2 separate regions of the Homo sapiens genome follow, and region 1 is linked to region 2. Evidence: read pairs that join two places in POLR2A ChIA-PET (ENCODE). Cell type or tissue: PC-9. All regions are shown on one strand.

Region 1 (8,000 bases), 190 kb before region 2:
ACTCATCTTAGCCAGACAAAATGTAGGCAGATTTTGGATGAAAACATAGGGCATAGTCAAAACAAATTTTTCAAGTTTGTTTTTAGCCAAAATAAATTTTATGGTCTTATCACAGATTTGGGAAAAGCTTGTAAAAATAGCTCACAGCATTTATGGGTGAATGGATAAACAAATAGTGGTCTATCCAGACAATGGAATATTGTTCAGCCATAAAAAGAAATGAAGTGCTGATGCATGCTGTAATGCGGACGAACCTCAGAAACATTATGCAAAGGGAAAGAAGCCAGACATAAAAGGCCATGTATTGTATTTTTTCATTTATATGAAATATTCATAATAGGTAAATCCATAGAGACAGGACTCAGATTGGTGGTTTCCAAGGGCTTGGGCATGCGTGGGGATGGGGAGCACCTGCCTGCTGAGTGCAGGTTTCCTTTTGGGGTAACGACAGTGTTTTGAAACTAGATGGAGGTGGTGGTTGCACTACACTGTATATGAAATAAACACCACGGCATTATTCATTTTATGTTATGAGAATTTTACTTCAATTAAAAAAAATAGTTCATGGACCCCTTGCCCCCATTCTTCTTTTGATCACTCTTAGGGATCCTGATTAAGACCCCAGTTAGAAAGCACCAATCCTTTCACATTATGAGTGGGAGGCCAAAGCCCTGGGAGGTTGATGGAGGGCTCTGCAGGGGGTCACAGAGCTGGTTCCAGCTGGGTCTCATTCATTGAAGAGATCTTTACTGGGAACCCATGTGCCCATCCCTGTTCTAAGCCCCAAGGAGTCAGCCATGACTAAGACCTAGGAGTCTCTTTCTCGTGGAGTTTGCATTCCAAACAGGGGAAGGCTGACCAACAGACCGGTAAGCAAATGTCAGGAAGGAAGGGAGCTATGAAGAAAAATGAAACAGGTCAGGGGATAGGAGCAGGGTGGTTACTTAAGGCAGGCCTGTCTGGGATGGCCTGGAGGAGGTGATGTTGGAGTGAGCAATGCAGATATGGCAGACACTGGGAGAAGGCTGTTTCTGGAGGAAGGACCAGGACCGGCCAGTGCAAAAGCCCAGGCAGGGGCATGCTTGGTGTGCACAAGGACCAGCATAGAGGCCATCCCCACTGGCCTCACTTCTGCAGAAAAGAGATGCTTTCTGCTGTGGAGAACATAGTAGACTGTTTTATGCTTACCAGATGCTCAGTCAGTATTTAATTGATGCTTAATCATGGAAGGAAGTTGGGAGTCTGGGCAGAGCCTGGGCAGGGGCCGGAGCTGGCTGGTGGAAAGGGAGAGGGCAGCTCCCCATCCTACTCGGCCTGGCCCCTGGCTGGGGAGCTCTGAGGCATCCCAGGTAGACTCCTGGGAGCAGGGGCGAGGGAGGCAGGGAGTGTTCAAGTAGCACCAGGTCCAGCAGCTCTGCCAGGATGAGGATCCTTAATTGGCTTCTTGGAGTGTGGAATCCTCCACATCCCGCCCCTGGGAGATGGTGCAGCTGGAGAAGGCTGCTCATCACCCCTCTACCTGCAGGCTGTGGGAGTGTGAAAAGAGTGGATTTGGAGCCTGTAGGGGGCCTGGAGGGGGCTTTGAGTTAAGGGGGCCAGCTGTGTTGGGCAGAGGGCTGGTGAGTAATGAGATGTTTCCCTGCTCACATAACCAGACACAGCTCCTGCCCAGGTTGAGGTAAAGAAGAAAGTGAAGAATTATTTCAGGTAGGAGTGGAAGCTGGTCCCTGCACCTGAGTTTTTCTGCCATTTTCAGACTCTTCCTTACTGGAAGATGGGGTTTGAGGAGCAGAGGGTTAATCTGGAGACTGAAGACCTCGTAATGAATTCTAAGGCGCCCCACTTCCTTGCTAGTTGGGCAATTTAACTTACCTCTCCGAGCCTCAGTTTTATGGTCTATAAAATGTGGGCTAATTCAAAAAAGAATAAGCACAGTAGCTGGCATATGGTGGCACTTTGGAATCCAAGTCTAAAACTCTGAAGTCTCCTTTCATTGCCTGCTCGTGGTTTATCCAATGTAAGCAGGCAGCTATCCACAGGAAACCTCTGGCTCCAGCACATCCCTCCAGCTATCCTGAGCAACACACAGTTCCCCTGCATGGGCAGGGTGGCAAATGGCCTGTCTCCTGGGCAGAGGCCTGCACAGTGGGAAGGGTATGGCAGCCAGGACCTGCACTCATGCCACTGACACACATCTCTAGCTGGATACTGGCTGTCATCCCCAACTCAGGGACCAACCCCCTCCCCAGGTCCTGGTGGTCCTGTTTCCCAGGATCCCTGCTCCCTCTCTAGGTGTCTGTTCTGGGTCCCTATGGGATGTGGGTTCCTATGGCTCTGTCCTCTTCGTAGAAAACCAAAGGCTATTTCTGGTCATCACCATCCACTGGCTGGCTTCACGAGTGCTAGGCAGTTTTGCTGGCCTTCTTTAGGTTGCAGGGAGCGGCTATTCCTTAAAACACACATTCCTCTCTCCATGACCCTCACCCTGCCCAGTGTCATTTAGGAAGGGAATAGGAAAGAGGCAATGGGGGAAGTGAGGAGGGCAGAGAGAAACAGATCAGTGGCATCAGGCTTGAGGGTTGGGATGGGGTCATGACCAAGGTGCCTGAACTGTGGAGGAGGATGACCTGTGCTCAAATTCCCCTTGCTAGCTGGGTTTAGATTCCAACTTCCACCTATTCGCTGTGTGACAAAGGGCAAGTTACTTTACCTTTCTGGACCTCAGTTTCCTTATCCCTAAAGCAGGGATCTCAATAGAACCAGCCTCCTAGGGATATTCCAAGGGTTCACTGAGTAATATTTGTAAAGTGCTTAGAACAAGGTTTGGCACAGAGTAAATACTCTATATCTTTTTATTATGATGCTTCAATTTATGTAGTTGATTTTACGAGTCTTTGACAGTCCTTTTGTTTTTGTTTGCTTAAGCTGTCACCTACCTGGGCACAGGAGTTATAATGTGAGAAGTCAGACATTAGTCTGATACTCAGAGAAATAAACGCACAATTACAGCTGGAACCTGGGCTTTGAAGAAGGAGAACATGGGGCTCAAAGATGTTCAATCATGGGGATAGACCTGGCCAGGCTGGGGAGAAGAGGGCTTCCCAGAGGAAGTGCCTTTAGAACCAAGGCAGGAAGGATGAATAGGAGCTAATTAGTCCAAGAAGGAAAGGAAAAGTATTTCAGGCAGAAGAAGTTGCATATGCAAAGGCCCTGCAAGTGTGAAGGGCTGAAGGAAGGCAGACATGGTGAGGTGCAGGGAGCTTGGGTTGTGGTGTGAAGTGGCAGGGGCTCATAAGCAGGTTAGTTTGGTTTTTTATCTAAGAGAAATAGATGTCCTTTGAAAGCTTTAATCAAGGGAGGATGACTCGACCAAATTTGCCTTCAGGAAAATTCAATGTAGCTAAAAAGAGGCCAGGGAGGAGGCAGGGAGAACATTTCAGAGGGTTGCTTTTTTTTCCTCCCCGCATTAAAATCATCCTCGAAAAGAGACTGGGCAGATTTATAATAGCATTAGAATATTTAAAACATGTAATACATTTGTTTAACTTCAAACACATTTCAGCATTCTCAACATACAAAAAATAACAGAACATTACAAATCGTGTTTAAATACAGACGGTTCTTGAACTTTCATTGACGTGATGTCTCTTGCTTTGCTGATAATGAGGAGTTCTACAGTTTGTTTAAAAACAGTTTTCTGCTGGGCGTGGTGGCTCATGCCTATAATCCTAGCACTTTGAGAGGCCGAGGTGGGCAAAGTGGGTGGATCACTTGAGCCCAGGTGTTCGAGACCAGCCTGGGCAACATGACAAAACCCTGTCTCTACAAAAAAATACAAAAATTAGCCTGGCATGGTGGCAGGTGCCTGTAGTCCCAGCTACTCAGGAGGCTGAGGTGGGAGGATCACCTGAGTCCAGGGGGTTAAAGCTGCAGTGAGTCGAGGTCACGCCACTGCACTCCAGCCTGGGTAACAGAGTGAGACCCTGTTTCAAAAAAAAAAAAAAAAGTTTAAAAATTACCACACTTAACTAAAACAAACAAACTAAACCCCCCAAACACTTCTCATGCCGGCTGACCCTCTTTGTCCACAGCTAAGAATGGCAGCAGAATGCTCCGTCACTATATGCAGAAACAAGACAACTTGAAGCTAAATGGAAGCCCTGCAGAGTCAACAGGTCCAGATTCACAGTGCACGCCCTGAGCTACAGCCCCTCCAAAAGGCATCTTCCCCCAGAGCCTCAATGCCAAGCAAGGAGCCGTCAAGAGTCTGCCTTGGTTGTTTTGTTCTTTTTACAAACCGTACAGATATACAATTGATAACTCAGGATTTCTAGTCAATAACCAGATAGTTAACACCACCTTATTAAAAAAAAAAAAGCCAGAAACATCTTTAAATGCCTTGTCACTCCAATAGCAAAGCGCACAGAATGAGAACACAAGAGTGCCTTTTCATTTTAAAAATGTTTGGAAATATGTACAACTTTGATAGCATTTCAGAGTGCACCAGACACCACTGCCGCTTCATGTATACCACTGACAATTTCTAGAGCACTTTGAGAGGCTACAATATGATCATGATCAAATTTTGTAATTAAACCTGATAAGGGCAACAGACACTACTTCTCAAATAAGAGATGTGTCAATTACAGCGCTCCCCTACTCTAAGGCAGGGGTGTCCGATCTTTTGGCTTCCCCGGGCCACACTAGAAGAAGAATTGCCTTAGGCCACACATGAAATACACTAATAATAACGATAGCTGATGAGCTAAACACACGTGCGTGCACACACACACACACTGACACACACTTCATAATGTTTCAAGAAAGTTTACGAATTTGTGTTGGGCAGCATTCAAAGCTGTCCTGGGCTGTGTAGGCTACAGGTTGGACAAGCTTGCTCTAAGGTACTTACAAGGAAACAGATAAACTATGTTTAAAATTTCTTGCCAGGTGTGGTGGCTCACGCCTGTAATTCCAGCACTTCAGGACTTTGGGAGGCCGAGGTGGGGGGATCACTTGAGGTTGGGAATTCGAGACCAGCCTGGCCAACATGGCGAAACCCCGTCTCTACTGAAAATACAAAAATTAGCTGAGTGTGGTGGCATGCGCCTTTAGTCCTAGCTACTTGGGAGGCTGATGCATGAGAATCACTTGAATCTGGGAGGCAGAGGTTGCAGTGAGCAGAGATTGTGCCACTGTACTCCAGCCTGGGAGACAGAGCAAGATTCTGTCTCAAAACAAAACAAAACAAACACATAGCATAAAATTTACCATCTTACCCATTTTAAGTGTACGGTTCAGTACAATTAAGTACATGCATGTTGTTTTGCAACAGATCTCTAGAACTTTCTCAATTTGCAAAGCTGACACTCTATGCCCATTAAACAAATCCCAGTTTTTCCCTCCCCCAGCTCCTGGCAATCACCATTCTTCTTTCTCTTTCTAGGAATGTGACTACCCGAGGTACCTCACATAAATGGAATCATCCAGTATTTGTTCTTTGGAGACTGGCTTATTTCACTTAGCCTGATCTCCTTAAAGTTCATCCATGTTGCATCATGTGATAGGTCATTTAGGAGGTTTTGCAGGAGTCTGAGTAAGAGCTGATGGGGGCTTGGACTAGGGCTTGGAGATAGAGATAGCAGGAAATAGAGTCGGGGAGATTGGGGAGTGGTAGAGTCACAGGACTTGGTGAAGGATGGGAAAGTGCTCCTGTTTCTGGCCTTGGTCTTCAGAGGTGACTGTGGACAGGCCAGTGGTACCCAGACTTGTAGGCTCCTTTGGACAATGGGGGTTGGGGGTGACCCAGGGGCTAAGTTGGGTGCAGAGGAAACCAAGGAAGAACCTCTTCTCTATCCTCAGCCCACAGCCTGGGGGAGACCAGAGGAGGAGAGCAGTGAGCAGCTGCTCTGGCTTCTTTGTTCCCCTTGTTTATTCTTCCTACAGAGCACAGACCTTGCAGCACCAGAAGGGTGGTCTTTATGGCATCCCTGATGAAAGAGGGGAGGAGGTGGGTAAAGTTCTGTGCTGTGTCCCTTTGCAGATACCACCAGGCTGGGCACCCCACGGGCTCATACTGCTCTTTCTGGTCTCTTTGATCGTCCTCGGAATTGTAAAGTCCTTGCCACCTAGAGACTTCCTCCCTGCTCCCATCTACCCCAAGATGTGGATGATTTTCCCATTGAAGAGGAAATTAAAGTGGAAAGAACCTTGCCCCGACTCCCTCCAGCCTGGAGGCAAGTCACTTCTTTCCCAGTGATGTCAACAGTGAACAAGGGTCGAGTGTCTGTGGAAGGCAGTCCCCACGTCAGACCTGGGATGCCCTGAGCAAACACGAGCTCCACCCTCAGAAAAGCAGATGTCTAGATGTGGCCGTCATGTCGATATGAACAGGTGTAGCGGTGGTTCACGAAAGAGGGTGGCTAGTTCTACCTGGTGTTGGGGCTGGGGTGAGTTGACAGAAACAGCTGCCGAGAAAATGAGGTTTTCTTGAGACGTGTCTTGGAAAATTATTTTTATCAGTTTGGAGGAAAAGAATCTCAGGGTGTGGAGGCAGATACCAGAATTACAGGCAGGGGGAGCAGCCTAAACAAAGGCAGCGAGACGGGAAACAGGCCCTGCCTTCAGCTTGCTGCCAGCCGAGATCTGCCCAGAGACCAGCAGGGACCAGAGCTATCAGGACTTTGGCTATTATCTCTGGCTATGGAAGGGATGGGGCTGAGGGAGGTGACACACTTCTGGCAGGGAAGCCATTTAAATGGTGGTCAGCTGGAGATAATTTTAAAGAAATTCCATATAGCACTTACGAGACACTCAATTTTGCGGGAGCCATACAAGTGTTAATTCATGTAATATTCACAGTCATCTTAACGGGGTCAGTCACCATCACGATCCCCGTTTTCCAGATGAGAAAACACCAAGCAACATCTTACCCGAAGTTGCACAGAGGCTGGGGATGGGATTTGAACTGGGTGGTGGGCTCCCCTCTTCTCTGCTGTTAACCACTGGGCTGTGCTCTGGGCCAGCCAGCTCTGAGCGCAAGTGTTAGGGACAGGGCTGGCGGAGGTTAATGAGGGAAAATGGCCAGGAGTTGGCTTCAGGAAGGGAGGCAGTGGGTGAGGGTGGAGCCACAGCAGGCTCCCAGAGGACGAGGCACCATTCACTGATCTGTGGAACTGGGAAAGGCCTCGAGGTCCTCAGTCTTCCTGTCTGTGAAATGGGGACAAGAACACCAGCCTCAGTGGTAGAAAGAGTGGTGTGAAGGTCCTTTGTGCACCCAGGGTGCTCTGTCAACGTAGCCTGGCCCTGCTGCCTCACCCCAGCCCTGCCCACTGGTGCAAGCACACTCACTGTCCCCTTTGTCCCCTTCTGGCTGCCTCTGAGGGATCCTGCCCCCTGGGAGTTTCTTTCTCTGTCATTTCCTGGAGGAGCTAGAACTGGCTTTGAAACCTGCCTGGCTCTTTAGTGGGAGAGAGGTAAAAGCAGTTCAAGGGATGTGGGCTGGAAGTATTTGGAAATGCAGATGGGCCACACGAGCACCTTTTATTTTTGTTCAGAACATCTGAGTCTCCCCGTGGGGACTCCCCCGCCCAGAGTAGCTCCTCCCCCCATGGCAGAGAGGATGAGAGAGCACCCGGGGGCTGCCATGAGCTCAGGGCAGGCAAAAGCAAGGCTGTCGCTCTCCTGCCCCACCCCTACCAAGCCACCAAAAATAGAAGGGCCAAGGTGTCAGCCCCAGGGAGGGGCCAGCCGGGGAAGCCTTTGAAGCCGGAAACAGCCGGGGAAGGAAGGCTGAGAGAAGCAAGTTTGTTAATATTCACTGGGCAGCAGCGGCAGTTGTCCCTGGGTTTTCTGTTTCCAAGGCAAGCAGACATCACCAGCCTAGCTCAGCAACTCCAGGGCCTGTGAGGCAAGGCCTGGGCTTGGCTCGTGACTTGCTGTGTGACACTGGGCAACTGGCAACCCTTTCTGGGTCTCTGTTGTCTCATCTGTAGCATGAG
Region 2 (8,000 bases):
GCAGTCCTGGCACTCACCACCTGAGGTTGGACCTCCAACAAGAGCTGCCCTGGTGCCCTGGCCCTTCCCTGTCTCCCCACGGACAAAAACTCAGAGAGATTAGTGCAGGCAGAGGACAGGTGCTGGAAATACCAGGCTGGGAAGGGGTAAGGACAGGCTACCTCCCCTCTCTGAGCCTCTCCTCACCAACAGAACGGCAACCCTGGCCACCTGTTGTAGGGAGTTGTGAGATGTAAAACAAAATGGATGTAGACAGCCGATTGTAGACGTAAAGCAAAATGGGTGTAGACAGCTAATTGACTCAACCATACTCTGGGCATGTATTTACTCAATGCTACAATGGGCTGAGTCATGCTCGAGGTGCTGGAGAGATTTCTGCCAAGAAAAGAGAGAAAAACCCCTGTCCTCCCACATCTGACGCTTTCTTGGGGTAAGAAGAAGAAGAATTCAAATAAATAGGTAAAATACCTAAGACGTTAGTGTTGCAGAGAAAAATGCCAGGTGGGAGGTGGGGAGGATGTGGAGGGCATGGTTTTAGATGTGGTGGACAGAGAGGGCCCCACTACAAAGGAAAGGGGAGAAGAAGCCACGGGAGTGTGAGGGGAAGAGTGTTTTGATGCGGGTTGAATTGTGTCCTCATGAAGACGTGAGTCCTAACCCCGGACCTATGAATGTGACCTCGTTTGGAAATAGAGTCTTTGTAGATGTTGTTAGGTTTAGATGACTTCACACTGGATTAGGGAGGACCCTAAATCCAATGGCTGAACCCTTATAAGAAGAAGACAACACAGAGACACACAGACACACACAAGGAAGAAGGCCACGTGATGACTGAGGCGGGGTCAAGGTCATGCAGCTACAAGCCAAGGAAGGCCAAGGATTGCCAACAGATATGCTAGCAGAGAGGCACAGAACCTTCTCCCTCAGAGTCTCAGAGGGAACCAATCCTGCCACCTTTATTTTTGGACTTCCAGCTCCTGAGCTATAAGAGCATAAATTTCTGCTATTTTAAGCCACTCAGTGTGTTATGGAAGCCTTAGAAAACTAACACAGGGGCCAGGTGCAGTGGCTCACGCCTGTAATCCCAGCACTTAGGCCAAGGCAGGAGGATCGCTTGAACCCAGGAGTTGGAGACCAGCCTGGGCAACATGGTGAAACCACGTCTATAAAAAAATACAGAAATTAGCTGGGTATGGTGGTGCACACCTGTAGTCTCAGCTACTTGGGAGGCTGAGATGGGAGGATTGCAAGAGACCAGGAGGTCGAGGCTGCAGTGAGCTGTGACACTACACTCCAGCCTGGGTGACAGAGTGAGACCCTGTCTCAAAAAAAAATAATAATAATAATTCCAGGGCTCCAGGGAGGGGGATAGCAAGTGCCAAGGCCCTGAGGTGGGAGCATCTCCAGCACATTTGAGGAAAATACAGTCAGCTGGCAGAGCAGAAGCAGGATGAACACGGGCTGTGAGTGGTGAGGGTGGACACTGGGGATGTCAGACAGGCTTTGGGGCCAGATCACATAGGGCCACCCTTGTGGCAAGCCCTTGATAAGAGGGAGCTCTTCCACTTTGGACAAGGGTCCCAGTTGGAATGTGCTGTAGTGAGTGGGTGTGGTTGGCCCCCATGATCTCTGTTCCTGGGGTTACACCTTTGAATATGTTATATTAAATAGCAAAAGGAAATTAGGGTTACCGATGGAGTTAAGGTTGCTAATCAGTTGACCTTAAAATAGAGAGATGGTCCTGGATTATCTTGGTGGGCCCAGGGTCATGACATAGGCCCCTAAAAGTAGAAGAGGGAGGCAAGGGAGTGAGTCAGGGAGACAGACAGCCAAAGAGGCAGGCAGAGGGGAGATCCAAACATGGAGTCCACCTGCTGCTGCTGGCCTTGAAGATGGAGGAAGGTGGCCTCAAGCCAAGGAATGAGGGCAGCTCCTGATATGGCCCTCAAGTGACAGCTAGCAAGGAAATGGGGCCTCCGTCTTACAATTGCAAGGGACTGAATTCTGCAGATAACCTGAATGAGCGAGGAAACCGAGCCCCCCTAGAGCCCCAGGAGCCTGCTGACACCTTGATTTCAGCCTGGTGAGACCCGTTTCAGATGTGTGACCTATACAACTGTACAGAAATAAATGTGTGTTGTTTTAACCTGCTAATTTTGTGATCGTGTGTCATGGCAGCCATAGAAAACGAATACAGTGGATAAAGAGGTGGGGTGTGCAGAGAGGAAGAGATCCAGAGGAGAGGGAGCGACCAGGCAGGAGCAGCCTGCTGGAAGCCACCACCACAGGGTCACAGCTCCCCAGACACACCCCAGCCACCCCACTCAGGGCTCAGCACTGCCTTCAGGCCCCTTGTTGCCCATGTTGTGACAAAGCCTGCCTAGGGTTGTTGTTTTTTTTTTTTTTTTTGAGATGGAGTTTCACTCTTGTCACCCCAGCTGGAGTGCAATGGTGCCATCTCAGCTCACTGCAACCTCCACCTCCTGGGTTCAAGTGATTCTTCTCAAGCCTGTGTAGGATGTCTCCAGGGCTCAGCCTCTAGGTCCTCAGGTCTAGAGCAAACCCAGTGGAGGTCCCTCCCATTCTTGACACCTCCCCTTAACCTCCTCTTCCCTAGGGCTGGTGACAATGGTCCTGGTGGAATAACTGTATCCCAAGCCAGCCAAAGCCACTACTGGACCTGCTGACCACTGAGGCTGAGTCTGGGCTCTGATTTCTTCCCAGAACAGGTCTACACCTGTTCTGTGTACATGCACACACACACATACATACACACACACACACACACACACACACACACACACACTCCAGTTTCCTCTCTCTGCTTGTTGCCACCTCCTCCCATCCACCCAAGTCCTCACAGCAAAGAGATCCTGCCCATTGACAGCTATCATGTATTGAACACTAATTCATATCAGGCACCACACTAAGTGTTCTACTCACATGGTCTCATTTAATCTTTCCTGTCATCCTATCAGGTGGACACTATTGGCTCAGAGAGGTTAGGATGAGTGCCTGTTAACACACAGCTGGTGAGTGCTAAATCCAGAATTAGAATGCACCAAAGCCCGGGCTCTAACCCTCACTACTCAAAATATGGTCCGTGGCCCAGTAGCATCAGCATCCTGTGGGACCACGTTAGAGCTGATCATCCTAGACCTGCCGAATCAGAACCTGCATGTTGACAAGTTCCCAGGTGACTTACCTACTGGTTTCAGTTTGAGAAGTGCTGGTCTAAACCACTGCTTTCCAAAGCCTGCTGGTTGCAGGTTCCTGTAACCAGCCCTCTCCCATCTCTCCAGGCCCTTCCCAGCTGCCTGGCTTTTGATCTCCAGGTGAGGCAGGTACTCTGCCCAGCCTTGGGGAAGAAGCCAGGACATGAGGCTCAAGGGAGTCTCCAGGCCCCTCCAGTCAGCCCAGACAACAGCTGGACAGCATCAGTCCACATCTGGCCCTCTGTAGGGCACCCTGCCTGCTGCCTGGGACACTCCTGGCCTCTCCCTCTGGTCTTCCTCCAGGACACAAGTCTCTCGGTCTCTGCCTGCTCTCCTAAAGAGGGCCTCTGGCCATCACCAATCCCTGCAGTGTTCCCCTCCCCAGACATTTCCCTCCCCAACTCCTAGAATGCCCCCTGTGTCATGTCACCACCTCTATCTGGACACACAGGGCTTGTCCAAGTTGCTATCAGGAGAGAGGCCAGCAACTGCTTGAGAAACCTGGCCAAGGTCACAGGAAATGTCTGACACCACCAGGCAAGCAGGATTTGGCCTCCTAAAGCAAAACACAGCTGGGCCAGCAGCTGGGCCAACAGTAGGGCACTCCCAGATTTCATGGCATTGAGGCCCCAGGGCACAGAGAGACTAGGCTGGCCTGGAGGCTGCAGCTCATTAAGAACATCACAGTAGCCCCTGGCCAGGGAGCCTGTGAAAGTCAAAGAGGACAGCCCTGCTGTGGGCCAGAGACCTCACCCAGGACCTTGGCCCTCCACTGCCTGTCACACACAGGAAACCTTCACTGGGGGATAGAAGGCTCACACTGCCCATCCTCCTGGCCTTGCAGCCTCCCCTCTCCCCATCACCTAGCCTCATTTATTTATCCATTTAACTTACACTGATTGAGCACAGAAGTGTGCCAGGCATGGTGTTAGGTACCAGGGACACAATTTTGAATGAGCAGAACACAGTCCCTGTGAGCTCCCGGGTAGCTCCTGGTCCAGTGAGCAAATGGACAGATCATCTGAAGGCAGGGTGAAAAGTGCTGCGCTAGGGAAAAATGGAGAACCCACCATGGGAACCGGCAGGGGCCTCACCTCCTCCTGCCCTCTGAGCAACACATGGGGTGGTGCCCTTGGCTGCAGGTACAGCTGAGGGTTCAGCGCCAAGTAGGCCCTTTTGTTAGGCTAACTGTAGTTTGGACCCAGTGTCAGAGCAAATATGGACTGAGCATTTTTGATGGGCCAGGCACTATGCAGGGGGGCTGTAGAGAAATCCAGAGCACAGGCCACTGGGTCTACAAGCAGCTGGGGGTGCAGGGCGCAGATGCATGCCAGAGAGTAAGTGCTGCAGGGGCCAGAGAGCCTAGTGAATGTGATTCACCTTGAAGAATGGGGAGGAGTCAGACTGGTGGGAAGATGCAGCAGGGGACTTCAAACGGCTCTGACTCAAGATTCAAGAGTGTGAGAGGCAGAGTGACTTGCCCAGCAACCCCTGCTCCTAGCACACACCTACATGGGATCAGTGCATCATAAATAAATGAATCCCACAAGCCAAAAGAGATGGGGGAAGCTCTGCTGGAAGGACTCTGTGCCCACCCCTGCCCTGGCTGGCCCTTGAACTGGCACCTCTAGTATTCCTCCAGGTGCCTTACACCAGGCTTACCACCTAGGACCCTCAGCCAGGACCGATCAGAACAAGGCACCGGCACTGCCCACCTGCTCACTGCCAATCCCAGGCCCTCATTGTTATCCACCTGGGACCCTTAGCTCTGCTCCTTGTTTCTGCTGCAGCACCCCTGGGCCTTGGCTGCAGGGTTTGGCTCTTTTGCTCTTGACCTTGGAGTTCCCTAGGCCCTTGACCTGAGTCCATCCTTTCTTTCTTCCTGCTCCTAGCTGCCCTTGGAAAACATCTGCTTGGGTGACCAGGGCCCCGGAACCCAGCTCACCAAGATCCTGGTCCGCCTGACCTCACCCACTCTCAGAGTTCCTGGACACCCTCAACCTCCTTTCTTTGCTCTCCCTCCAACTCAGCCAGTCTCTCCTAACCTTTCCTGCTGGAACCTAACCTCAAGGTCGGCCTCCTCTCCCTGGTTCTCCTGGGCTCTGAAAGAGCAAATCCTCTTTCCCTTTAGTTCAGCAAGGCAAGGTTGCAACATTTCAGAAAGAACTTCTTAAGCAGAAAGCGAATGGAAAAACTAACCTGAAAAACGAAAAGGAAAACACAGTCCCCTAGAAATGGACTCGTTTATAAAGTTCAGATTTCCTGTCCTGAGCTAGAAAAAGTCTAGCCAGATGGGCTGGCAAGCAGGCCAGGGAATCCTGCCCATGAACACTCCCCTTGTTCACTTTTCTTTCTACTCCCTTCTCCCACATGCTCCTTCTTCTCCCCTCTAAGGAGAGAGGCTGAAGCTGGGTGCCGAGGAAACCGAAGGGTCTTCTTCTGGCAGAGGAGTCCTTCCTACATCACAGGGACCACAGGCAGAGGAGGAGGAGGTCAGGATGGGGTGTGGGAGAACAAGTATAAAGAGCTTCCATATGTGCCAGGCACTGTTCTAAGCACTTTCTTTATATTGACTAATTTAATCTTTACGACAATTCATAGCACAGGTATTATCATTGTCCCACCTTACTGATGCAGAATCCGAGGCACAGAGAGGTAAGTGACTCGCCTGGGGTGGCCCACCTGGGAAATGGCAAAGCCAGGCTGTGAACCAAGAAGCCGTGGTCCCAGGTACACGCCCTCCTCAGCTTTCTTTCAGGCACTCGAGGGCAAAGACTTCGCTTCCCTCCTCCTCTTCCCACCCCAGGCTGGCAAAGCCCATGCCAGCCCCAACACCTACTCTCCTGCTCATATCTCTGGCCATGCCAGGGAAAGCCAAGGAGGGTGGGGAGGAGAGAAGGGAGGACTCTGCGGCCTTCTCCACCAGCCTTCACCAAACGGTCCAAAGGAAGAAGCCCCTCCAAAAAGAGACTGAGCCCCAGACCCCAAGCCCCATGGAGAAGGGGACTTACCCAGCTGGTGGCGACTGTGGTGCGGGCGGCGACTGTGGTGCTGGCGGCTGTGCTCTGGCCAAGGTGCCCTCTCCAGCCGCACTGCTCCTGCGCAGGTTGGGTGAACGCTCGGCCCAGCGTCGAGGTGCCAGCCTGGAGTTCTGGGGGTCAAATTCCTCATCGGGAATGACCTCCTCGCAGCGGGCTCCACGGAAACCAGAGCGGCAGACACAGAGCTGCGGGCGGCTGCAGGAGCCCCGGTTCTGGCACGGCGGCTCGCAAACGGCTGAGGACACAGGGAGAGAGGTGACAGCAGTGGCCATAGGGCACTGAGACCACAGCTGCCCACACCTTCCTGTCAGAAGGGCCCTCCTGAGTGCTGCAACCCTGTCGCTCAAGCAGGAAGCCACTCTCCTGGCCTCAGGGGGCTCCCTGACCCATGTCTCTCCCACCTCCATCCACAGACCCCCAGGACTTGTTCACCTCTGATCTCTGGACAACCAAAGACTATATGGCCAGCTGCAGAGTGGCTCACACCACCACGTCCCACAGCACACCCTGAAGAGGAAGTGCACTGCCTGACACTGTGTCTATACTGAAATGTTCACTCCCACCAGACTGGAAGCCCCCTGAGGACAGACAGCGGCCCCGGAACTTTGACTAGGGATTGCCACAGAGTAGATTCTCAGTAAACATGGAGCGAATGGATGAATGAATCAGTCTCTTTTGCGGGAAAGGGCCCAACACTGGCCTGAAATTCAAGCGGTTTGAGTTGCTGGGGTTTTCCTGTCACTTGTGAGCTGCATGGTCTTGACTTCACTGAGCCTCTATTTGCGCCTAAATCACGGGAGGGGTGAACTAAGGAGGCTGGAGGACTCTAAGGGTCCTTCAAAGGCACCTTCAGCTTGACGGTCTCTCCTCTCCTTCCCATTGTTCTCCATCTCCCACCCTCCTTAGCAAGGCAGAACTCTCGACTGCGGCCAGAGAAAGCACGGTGGCCAGAATATAGCTGCCGGCACCACAGCCGCTGCCGGCCAGGTAAGTGCCCCGCTCTGTGGGGCCTCTGTTCAGGCTCAGGCTCTCTCTGGATTCTGCCTCCTGGGCTGTGGGTCCAGCCGGAGGCAAGGTGGAGCTGAAACCAGGCCCTCCTCCCGGTTAGCCCTATGCAGCATTAGCCACCAGCTCCCCAGGCTGACTCCTCTCTTCACTGTCCTTCACCCCCTTGCAAAGTCCAGAGCCACATCCCATGATTAATGGCCAAGGGAACATTCCACGCAGAGGCACACACTGGGATATGGAGTCCGGCCCCTCCCCCACCAGGACCTCCACTGGGGAACACATGTGAGCCCCGGAAGCATGGTCTGGCTCACACCGCACCCTCGAAACCCAATGCCTCATCCATCTGTCGCTCATTCATTCAACAAATAGCTGTTGAGCCCTAGTGAATGTCAGGCACTGGGACAAAGTCCTTGTCCATCTGGGGCTTGCGGTCGAGTAAAGGACACCAACAGGAAGCAAGAAAACAATAGCATGATGTGGCCTCAGGCAGTTTCAAGGGCTGTGAAGACAACCCAGGTGATGCAGGGGTCCAGGCCGAACCAGGAGACTCAGATGGGGCGGCCAGGGCACCTCTCTGAAGAGAGAGATGGGAGCGTGCAAAGGAAGCGAACCCCCAAAGACCTGGGCAGTTTCCCAAGCAGAGGACGAGGCGAAGACCAGGCTGTGGAGGCTGGAAGGAACGTGGCATACTCGAGAAGCCGCCAGAGACCCAGGAAGGCCAGGGTCTGGTGGCGGA

What was found. Peaks named below come from ENCODE experiments on the same cell type or tissue, not always from the same donor. Only the 100,000 strongest peaks of a DNase experiment are listed, where the experiment ranks them.
Region 1: POLR2A ChIA-PET joins it to region 2 with 21 read pairs; 2 of 35 experiments call an interaction of 5 or more read pairs at or near these places.

The regions. Positions count from the first base shown.
Region 1 is chr14:74,393,910-74,401,909 of GRCh38, forward strand. No RefSeq gene overlaps it. Among named protein-coding and RNA genes, the nearest start is that of SYNDIG1L, 28 kb to the right of the region's middle. RefSeq lists enhancers at 1,279-1,779, 7,643-8,000, 7,770-8,000. In PC-9, no CTCF peak of the experiment used is centred here; DNase peaks (open chromatin) are centred at 875, 7,602 and 7,722; H3K4me3 peaks cover 725 bases; H3K27ac peaks cover 1,258 bases.
Region 2 is chr14:74,579,628-74,587,627 of GRCh38, forward strand. It overlaps LTBP2 (latent transforming growth factor beta binding protein 2), which reads right to left. Exons shown (of 36, transcript NM_000428.3): 3 at 6,227-6,491. Among named protein-coding and RNA genes, the nearest start is that of LTBP2, 29 kb to the right of the region's middle. RefSeq lists a silencer at 3,608-3,800. In PC-9, no CTCF peak of the experiment used is centred here; DNase peaks (open chromatin) are centred at 364, 3,814 and 4,624; H3K27ac peaks cover 5,534 bases.